2 separate regions of the Homo sapiens genome follow, and region 2 is linked to region 1. Evidence: chromatin contacts called from ENCODE Hi-C or POLR2A ChIA-PET data. All regions are on one chromosome and are shown on one strand. Each heading gives the region's core, a stretch centred on a gene start or an enhancer-like site at or near the end of the contact. The rest is flanking DNA. Distances are from core to core; before and after follow the strand shown. Region 1 overlaps TGFB2 (transforming growth factor beta 2). Region 2 overlaps TGFB2 (transforming growth factor beta 2).

What was found. A loop is a pair of places that touch in the nucleus more often than their neighbours do. ChIA-PET counts read pairs that join two places held with the same protein, here RNA polymerase II (POLR2A). Pooled maps may share reads with other maps.
Region 2: a map of Calu3 shows a loop between it and region 1 (5-fold over the local background). The contact joins two enhancer-like sites. A Hi-C loop is called at or near these places in 6 of 168 maps with a recorded cell type or tissue (Caco-2, Calu3, HepG2 and 3 more) and 7 of 50 pooled maps. POLR2A ChIA-PET finds 5 or more read pairs at or near these places in 10 of 52 experiments (A549, AG04449, AG04450 and 7 more).

The regions. Positions count from the first base shown.
Region 1 is chr1:218,348,301-218,353,280 of GRCh38, reverse strand. The region is part of intron 1 of TGFB2 (transforming growth factor beta 2); the gene reads right to left. Among named protein-coding and RNA genes, the nearest start is that of TGFB2-AS1, 5.1 kb to the right of the region's middle. Within about 2 kb of position 3,285, at least 2 of the 41 ENCODE cell types and tissues checked have a DNase peak (open chromatin) inside an H3K27ac peak, as active enhancers do.
Region 2 is chr1:218,395,958-218,400,733 of GRCh38, reverse strand. The region is part of intron 1 of TGFB2 (transforming growth factor beta 2); the gene reads right to left. Among named protein-coding and RNA genes, the nearest start is that of TGFB2-OT1, 44 kb to the left of the region's middle. Within about 2 kb of position 2,618, at least 2 of the 41 ENCODE cell types and tissues checked have a DNase peak (open chromatin) inside an H3K27ac peak, as active enhancers do.

The sequences.
Region 1 (4,980 bases), core at 2,036-4,535:
ACAAACTGAGTGAGCAAAGGAAAGAGATCCACTGAGTGGAACTATCGCAAAGGAAAAGAATGAGCTGGAGGTTCCAAGACATCCGAGGTTAATGGAAGTGGTTCCTGGGGTATCGCTCATAATCACATTTTCATCTCCCTAAAATCCAGACCCTCTCTTAAAATCAATGGCATGATCACTGAAGTGATATTTTTTTCTTAGTGGCACATAAAATAATGGTATACCCTGAAGTCAAAGGCATTTGAGACTCAGAGAATTGCTGCCAGGCAAAGAAGACCTACTCCATGCCAGAGCAGCTGCACTAGGTGCTTCTTCACATATGTCATCATCAATCCTTACAACCCTAGAAGGCCAGTGTTACTTTCTTCATCTTTACAAGGGAAGAAACTGAGGCCTGGTTAAGTAAAGGGGGTGCTGTCTCCCACAAACTCAGTAGAGTATCAAATGGGACATGATATGTGAGCACTCGACCATCCATCCATGCAGACATTCCATCACAATGAAGGAAAAGAAGGCAATTTAGAGATGGTAGGGAAGAGGCCAAGGGGCAGTTTCATTCAGAGTCAAGACCACCAAGCCAATTCAGGAAGTAAGGTAGTGGTGAGAGTGTGGGGCACTTAAACACCCACTTCTGGATATCAGCGCTTAGAAAAGAAACAAAACAGCCAACCATCAAAAGCAGCTTGTGGTTGTAGCATGATGCAAATTTATTCCAAACAAATGACAGAAGCAAACTTTTCAGTCTAAACAAACCCATCAAAGAATCCCCTAACATATTATTAAATCTAAAATAAAATACCTGGAGAACGTTGAATTCCCAGGTTAAAAACTATCATTGTTTAAAGGATATTTTTTAAAATGAAAGCACACATATGCCTTCAAAATGACAATGGGCATTTGTTTATCTCGGGCAGAGCCACATTTCATCAAGCTGTGCAGAATCTGCAAAATGGAATCCACCCTTGAGCAGAAGCGCTGCCTAAATAGAGCAAGCACATCTGGCAAATCCAAATCCTCTCTCCGGGAGCCCATCAGTACCGGAAATGCTACATCAAGATAGCGGAAGGGGCTATTTCCAGAGCTCTTCCATGCAGTCTCTTGCTCGGCTGCTCACCTTACTCCTGAACCTATAATGGGGCGGGGTGGGGTGGGGGTGCTGTGGGCAAGGGGCAGGGGGAGGCGGGCTGGAGTGGCAGTGGGCCAGAGTCCCACTCCAGTGGTGACCCTGCACACCTCTCCCAGGGCCAGGAGCCTCCACTCTAATTTCTCGAACCTTCTAAATATGCAGCCTAAAGTGTGTTGTAATCTCTGGGCGAAGGCCTACAAGTCAGTGAACTCCTTGGTTCTAACCCAGATTTGATGTGGGTTCAACAGTGAGTCATTAGCCCTTTTTTCACATCTCAGTTTCCTCTAGGAAAAACGATCTGTCATTCTTTCATATCTTTATATGAAAGATGCTGCGACTAGGTTACATCACCATCTTTTCACCAGGGAGAAATCATTCAAAAAGTGCAACTCCTCGAGTAGACCACAGGGGTTGCTGTGGAGACGCAGTGGGCTCCCCCAACCCCTTCCTTCTGTGAGGTGGAGAGGTCCCCACCTGCCCCTCAACCTCTGCAAAGCCCCTCTTTCATCGGGTGGGGTCTCCTCAGGAGAGGCATAAAGCTGGCTGGCCTCACTTGGCAACAAAGACGACCCAACTGCTTTCGTTATAAATAGTATACTTCTTTGAGAGGTTTTTCTAGTCTTTGAAAAGTAAAAAAAAGAGGAAATCCTGAAGGAGGAGCATGTGACCTAACTTAAATGTAACCACAATTAGACACTAGAGTTAGTACAAGCAACGATGCAATAAAAAAGGGAGAATTAAAGTTTGGTCTGTTGTATATTAATAACTCAATCATTCTGGAAGTCAAGAAGTTCAAGTCTGTCTTTGATACGCTCTCTTTTTCTTTCTGTTTCTATCTCATACACCCACATGCAAACACACACATAGAGAATCCTAAAAAATAAAATAGTAAAAATGCTTACTACATAAAGCAAAAATACCACTACGTTCCAGCAATCGCTAACATTTTCCTTCATTGGGCAAGTGGCCAACAGACCAGCAACTTGTATATAGAAAGACATATTCATGAATTGAATGCTAAGTCACATTCCCCAAAACCATAGTGTCATTGGTATTCATTCTACATTCCACAATTTAACTTGGAAAATTACAGAGGAAATAGAAAAGGAGATTGCTTCATGTTAAATGTTTAACACTCATGTGAAACAACTACAAAGGGAATCTCATTGTGATTTTTCAGGCTGTATATTTTTAGTGTATCTACTTCAAAATGGTAGAATAAATCAAGATGATTATTTACTTTCTTCCATTGCCTAGCTTGGAGATTCCACTCTTTGTTAACACAAACTGCTTATTTCCCTTGCAAGGGGAATCCATGATAATTCCTCACTTCTTTTTTCTCTGTTCTAACATCACACTGCTGCTGACTGAAGCTAGTAATGGATAGGTCAACACCATCACTTAAGCTAAATAAATGGGAAGTTTTGATGTCTCTAATTTAGGGGCTTTAAGACCACAAAAAATAAAGTACATACTGTATACAATGGTCTAATCCACACTCCATTTAATTAAGATAACTGTCTGACTATCCTCCTATTCAGTATTCTCATTTGAATATGCTTTGATCATAAAGATATTTTATTTTTGTTATTATTTTCTAAATGGTACTGTTAACAGAATTCAGTAACCCCCAACAAATACCAGGGCTCCTCAACAGAGGCATTACTGACATTGTGGTCAGGATAATTCTTTGATGTTGGGAATGGGGGGTTGCCCTATGCATTATAGGATGGTTAGAAACATCCCTGGCTGACCCACTAAATACCGGTAGCACCCCTCCACCTCCAGTCATGACAACCCAAAGTGTCTCTGGACATTGCCAAACGTTCCAGTGGGAGTAGGGGTGCGGGTGTTGGGGGGAGTACAAAATCACCAGGGTTAGAACCACAACATGTGCTGATTGGTTACAATGAAAAAGGGAGAGAAAAGAAAGAAAATGAAACGTTGTGTCTCTTCCTCTTTTTGATTGTCGGACTCTCTACAGATTCTTACATGTCAATTATTTGAATTCTTCCTGTGTATAACTGAATCACCCTTTCTAAGTTTCTAAAACCTTGTGCAGCATCTTTCGAATAGATGTGCCTCGAACTTCAAATGGATTGTTAAACTACTAGAGGTCCACTAATTCCCAGTGGGCAAACTATCGGTAAACCTTAGCATAACTCCACTTCGAGTCTTAAACTAACAGCACGTGAAAAGATCAATATGAATAAATTCAAAACTAATCAGACCCCTTCTTTAAATGTTGACACAGTATTATTTATATCCCATAAATACATTCTTGACTAAAATTCATCCTAGGAGATTGGCACCTGGCCAGTTCTATTCATATTTACTGTATTTATATAGTATACTTGGCCAAGGATAATATTTAAGACAAAATATGCCTCAGGGCATATACAATATCTCTTATATTTTTACTTTTAAATCTCCACATTGCTAAAAATATGTAGTCTGAACTTTATAAAATGTCCCACAAAGGGCTATCAGCAATCTGTAATGATATATAGCTCATTGAGTATAATTAGAGCATATTTGTAATACTTGAGCTGAAGTCACTCCCTGAACGCTAATAAGTTGATGGTAAAAAATGAACCAGTGATCTTTCCCATGGCTTCATCTCTGGGGCTTATGACCCTCGCCAGATTCACTGCAAGGAATGACAGGCACACTCCCTCCCCACAGCCACTTCAGTGACAGCTGAGTTAAAAGTTAGGCAGAAAAGTCCTAAAGAGGGAAAGCTGGTATATAAGCCAATGCTGTACTTTCAATTTGCTTTTTAAAAATATGGTTTTTTTCTTTTTTTCCTTTTTTTTGGAAGGGTTTGCTATATTCCAGTATAACTAAAAAGTGCTGGAAAATCAGTTAACCTATTTTCTATAAAATTATCCAGTCCTTGCACAGTAGTATCGAACCTGCTATTAATATGGCTTTCTGCTCCTAAACTTCCATACAGAATACAGACTTTTTAAAGCCTGTATTCTTTGTATGAAAACTGGCAGTATATTTTATTTATCTTGGACGTATCGGAGGTTTTCATTTATTTGGTGGCTGGGGTGAAATGGAAAGGAGAATCCACACATTGATGTTAAATGCCATACTCTGAAATCCTCCTAATAATCTAGGAATTTTTCCAGTTTGTTGATGACCATGACCCTGGGTTGGATCATCTCAGCTCTTCAGACTGAAGTGTGCTTCAGAGAACAAAGAACTAATGCCCTCTTGGGTTACTTGCTCTCTCCACACCTATTCAGTAAATGGGATCAGAGCTCCTTTCTGTGTTATAGAAGTGCTGGCAGTTTATTAGACCTTTTGCATATAAACATTGAAAGATGAGTTATTCAGGTTCTACATAACATACTTTCCGCTCTGCCCAAATACCGGTAGAACCGATGCACATGCTAGAGAAAGCAAACTGACTGAACTCCTTGTTTGTCTCAATGGTTTTGGACTAATTACAATGAACTTTCTTTCCTAATATCTCCTTGGCTCCACCCCAGATAGAAAGCTTTACTTCCCAAAGGGGATAACCAGGGGTGGAGTGTATTTATCACCGCTGTTGCGGATAGTGCCATAATTACAATAATAAAATCATCCTGCTTGCCAGAATTCTCTGCATCTGTTCTGCTATTGAACAAGAACAGGAGAAACTGCAGCAAAATAAGGGTCACTAGGAAGACTGGGGTTAGATACATGGGCTGACTTCTGAGACCATCAAGTACAAGACATGGCAGGTCACATAGCTAGGACTTGTCAAACTAAAAATAAATATTAAAAAAGAAAAGCACCACCCTGCAACTAGAACCTTTAAGAGAAAATTACCAAGATGGCTATATTATCTATTTAGGCAAGAC
Region 2 (4,776 bases), core at 1,369-3,868, 48 kb before region 1:
CACAATATGTTCAGGGAGCAACCCAGTAGAAGCACGTCTCTCACCCACTCCTTTTTTTAAAATGTTTTCAATACTTTTTGGGGTACAGGTGCTTTTTGGTGACATGAATGAGTTCTTTAATGGGTGATTTCTGAGATTTTCATGCACCCTCTTAATCCAGGTACCAAGCACATCCCAGTGCAGAGTTTGCAACCCTATGGGTTGAAGTGGCAGTCCCATGGGAAGGGAGATACCTGGCTCAATGTGTTATCAATCTTGTGGGCTTGTGGCAGGGGGACCCCAGCAGCTGCTGGACTACATGTTCCAAGTTTTAGGGCAAGGGTCTCAGGTCCCCATGAAAGTCTCCTGTCACTCTGGGAGCATCCCCATGCCCAAGTGAGCACAATATCAAACAGCACATAAAAAAACACCGTGACAGTTGGAGAGCGAGAGAGACAGAGAGAGGGAGACCATGGAACAAAGGAAAAAGTTTTATATTTTAGCATCTTCAATAGTACTCCTTTTCTTTTTTTTTTTGAACAAGAGACCCCATATTTTCATATTGAAAAAGGATTCTGCAAATTTTGTAGCTAGCCCTGCCGAAGCCTCATATAGTTATAGGATTCTTAAGTACTAAAGGACCTTCAAGGCTATCTGAATTCTAATCCAGTTAAGAATGAACTGGTTGAACTGAATCAACCAGTTCCTAGTTTTGTGGCAACAGGGATATTATCTGGCTTTTCTGAGCCTGTTTCTTCATCTATATAATGAAGTAAATAATTTTCTACCTCATATGTATTGGGTCATATTGTCAGGATTCTATAAGTAAGCAGATGGAAAGTTGGAGCGCTGGGTCTAGCACAAATTTCCACACAGTTTCCTCCCTGCCTCCCTTCCCATACCGTAACAGAACTGCCAGGTGGTCAGTGGGCCTTTCATGAATGCCCCCGAGAGACAGTGCTCTGATAGCCTGACAGACCAAATTAGAAGAGGAGAGAAAGAACAGGAGGAGCTAAGTGTCCTGGGGCAGTTTATACATGACGCTATATACTCTAATTCCTTTCCACTGAGTAGGGAGCAATTCCAGTCCCCAAAGTTCTCACAGACTCCCCACCACTATCCTTTAACATTTCACCTGTTTTACTATAAACCTGACCATCAGAAAAGGTGACAAGAGAAATCCTAACTTTCCACTAAACAGCTCTGCATCAAGCAATTTCACCTTTCACTACAATGTTCATATTAGGACTATTTTTATTAAAAAGTTTAATTGACATTGGTACAATACTATTAACTAGGCTTGGATTTCTTCGGTTTTTATATGTACTAATTTTTTTTAATTTTTAATTTTTGTGGCTACCTAGTAAGGGTGTATATATTCATGTGATACATGAAATACTTCGATACAGGCATGCAATGCCTAATAATCACATCATGGTAAATGGGTTATCCATCCCCTTTGAAAACGTACTACAGTTGTGATCATCATTAGGAGAAGCTGTTGAAGGGTATATAGGAACTCTCTGTACTATTTTTGCAATTTCTTGTGAGTCTAAAATTGTTTCAGGCCTGGCACAGTGGCTCATGCCTAAAATCCCAGCACTCTGGGAGGCCAAAGTGGGAGGATTGGTTAAGGCTAGGAGTTTGAGACCAGCCTGGGCAACAAAGCAAGACAAGACCCCATTTCTATTAAAAAATAAAAAATTAGCTGGGTGATGTGGCATGTGCCTGTAACTCCCACCTACTTGGGAGGCTGAGGTGGGAGGATCACTTGAGCCTGAGAGGGTGAGACTACAGTGAGCCATGACTGAGTCACTGCACTGAAGCCTGGGCAACAGAGTGAGACCTGTCTCTAAAAAAAATTAAAATAATCCAGGCACAGTGGCTCACGCCTGTAATCCCACCACTGTGGGAGGCTGAGGCAGGCAGATCGCGAGGTCAAGAGATCAAGACCATCCTGGCCACATGGTGAAACCCCGTCTCTACTAAAAATACAAAAATTAGCTGGGCGTGGTGGCAGGCGTCTATAGCCCCAGCTACTCGGGAGGCTGAGATAGGAGAATCGCTTGAACCCGGGAGGCAGAGGTTGCAGCGAGCCGAGATTGCACCACTGCACTCCAGCCTGGTGACGGAGAAAGACTCCAACTCAAAAAATAAAATAAAAAATAAATAAATAAAATAAAATAAAATAAAATAATTTCAAAATAAAGTTAAAGGTTAATAAAAAAACAAAACTGAATAAAGGTCTTACAATGTCACTCATATGTGATGAGCTCTGAAACAGAATGTAGATTTGAGGCTTGCAAGAAGTCCCCCAATGATGTCTAGGGTTCAGCCCTTCAGGAGGGCAATGCTTCAGCCATCTATCTATTGTTTATTCCCTCTTAGATTGGTTACACCACAAAACTGGCAGGAAGAAAGTGCGTGAATGTTGAAATGCTTGGGTCAAGAACCTATAGGTATTTGCTGTATTTGCTAAAGCAGTGGTTCTTAAAGTGAGGCTCCCAGCCCACGGCATCAGCCTTGCCTAGGAATCCGTGATAAATGTGAATCATCCAGGAAAGTCTGATGGCACCATTTCATCAAAGTTTGAGAACCAATGTGTGACTACATACTGGTTGACTCCTAGCTGGTGAAACCAGTCCTAGTTAACAATTAAAAGCAGATTGATAAAGTCCGGGGAAAAGAAGAAGGAGGCTTTAGTGTTTAATATCAGCTTTCTTGGAGTCAGCACTGACCACAATTGTCAAGGACAGACAAGCACTGGTCTCAGTGTCCTCGTGGGGGATTTTCCAAGATAAGCCAGAAAGGTCAGTAGTTCAAAGTGAAACACAGAAGGTGTGGGTATGAACGGAATTGGTAGTGGCCTGGAGGTTTTGTTTATCCTCCTGCCTGAGGTACTCACCGATTACCTCAACATCAAGTCCAAGCTAGTCCCCCTCCTAGAGGCAAAGCTAAACGAGGCTTACAAAGCAGCACAGGTTCCTGCTCATTGCAGTGGATATATGGATCCTATATAACAGTCTTTCTTAAAGAGTATGGATGGTGGTCTGCATTTTAGCAAACTCCTTGAGCAATTCCTATGTACCCTAACATTTCAGAACTGCTGAAATATACGACAGAAGAAAAGAAATCTACAAAGAAATACAGAAAGACAAAGGAGCACCTAAACTTTTTTTTTTTTTTTTTTTGAGACGGAGTCTCGCTCTGTTGCACAGGTTGGAGTGCAGTGGCGCGATCTCGGCTCACTGCAAGCTCAGCCTCCCGGGTTCACGCCATTCTCCTGCCTCAGCCTCCCGAGTAGCTGGGACTACAGGCACCCACCACCATGCCCGGCTAATTTTTTGTATTTTTTAGTAGAGACGGGGTTTCACCGTGTTAGCCAGGATGGTCTCAATCTCTTGACCTCGTGATCCGCCTGCCTTAGCCTCCCAAAGTGCTGGGATTACAGGCATAAGCCACCGCGCCCGGCCTTTTTTTTTTTTTTTAGATGGAGTCTTGCTCTGTGGCCCAGGCTGGAGTGTAATGGCGCAATCTCAGCTCACTGCAACCTCCGCCTCTTGGGTTCACGCAACTCACCTGTCTCAGCCTCCTGAGTAGCTGGGATTACAGGCGCCTGCCACCACGCCTGGCTAATTTTTTGTATTTTTAGTAGAGACGGGATTTCACCATGTTGGCCAGGCTGGTCTCAAACTCCTGACCTCAGGTGATCCACTGCCTCCGCCTCCCAAAGTGCTGGGATTACAGGCGTGAGCCACTGCACCTGGCTCAAGCACCTAAACTTTGGATCAGGCTTTATACCTAGAAAAAAAGAGTAAGACAGAGAAAAGAGGAAGAGTTCTAAAGCTCTTAAACTGGAAAAATAGGATTCCTCTATGATTTGCAGTAGTAGTCTGCCTTGACTGCACATTTTAATCAACGGAGGAACTTGAAAATCTTGATGCCTGGGTTGAAGTCCCTAAAAGTCTAGTTAATTGACTGGGGTGGACTTAGTTTTAAGTTCCTCAGATGATTTTAAATGTACAGCCAGGATCAGCACCCCTCACTGAAAGAAACTGGTAGTACTCAGACTGAAGAAGGGAAGACTTAGGGATATCAAATCTCAAGGGATTTCAAAGATTTCAGGGACTTACTTTCTATATAGCCAAGGAGCCACAGTTTGACTCAATATAAAAATAATTTTCTAAAAATTTAGAAGATTAAAAAAAAAAAAGAAACCAAACAACTCACTCTCTTTCAAGGTTGTGAGAGATCACACCTCACTGGCCTCCCTGGAAGAACCTGTGTACTCACAAGGCGCAGTCTGTCCCAAAAGATGCAGTGGGGCTTCCTGAATATGGTGGCAGGGTGAGCTAGATGGCCTGGCAGCCCACTTCCAGTTCTGCCATTACATCATGCTCTCCACCGATGGAGCCTCCAAAAATTGTTTTTCTTCCCTAAATTCCACTATGTTAGTTAGATATTTGTTTACTCACCCCCTGCATCAAAATCACCTGATAGGCTTATTAATATGCTTGTTACTTGGTTCCATATTAGATCTACTGGGTGAATAGTAGGCAATTCTTTTTTACACTCAAGTTTGAGAACTTCTGCCCTAGACTATGATGGTCTAACCACAATGCACTTGACCAGGCTTCCCTTCTGGTTACTCAGCGTCATGAACTAGCTAGAGAGGAATGAAAAATGTCCATCCTACCTTTCCTACTCCAAAAAGAATGACCTGATTTCACTGCAGGCTCAGAATTCTATTTTATGTCCCCTTCTCATTTTATAATACCTTTACTAACTTCATCACTG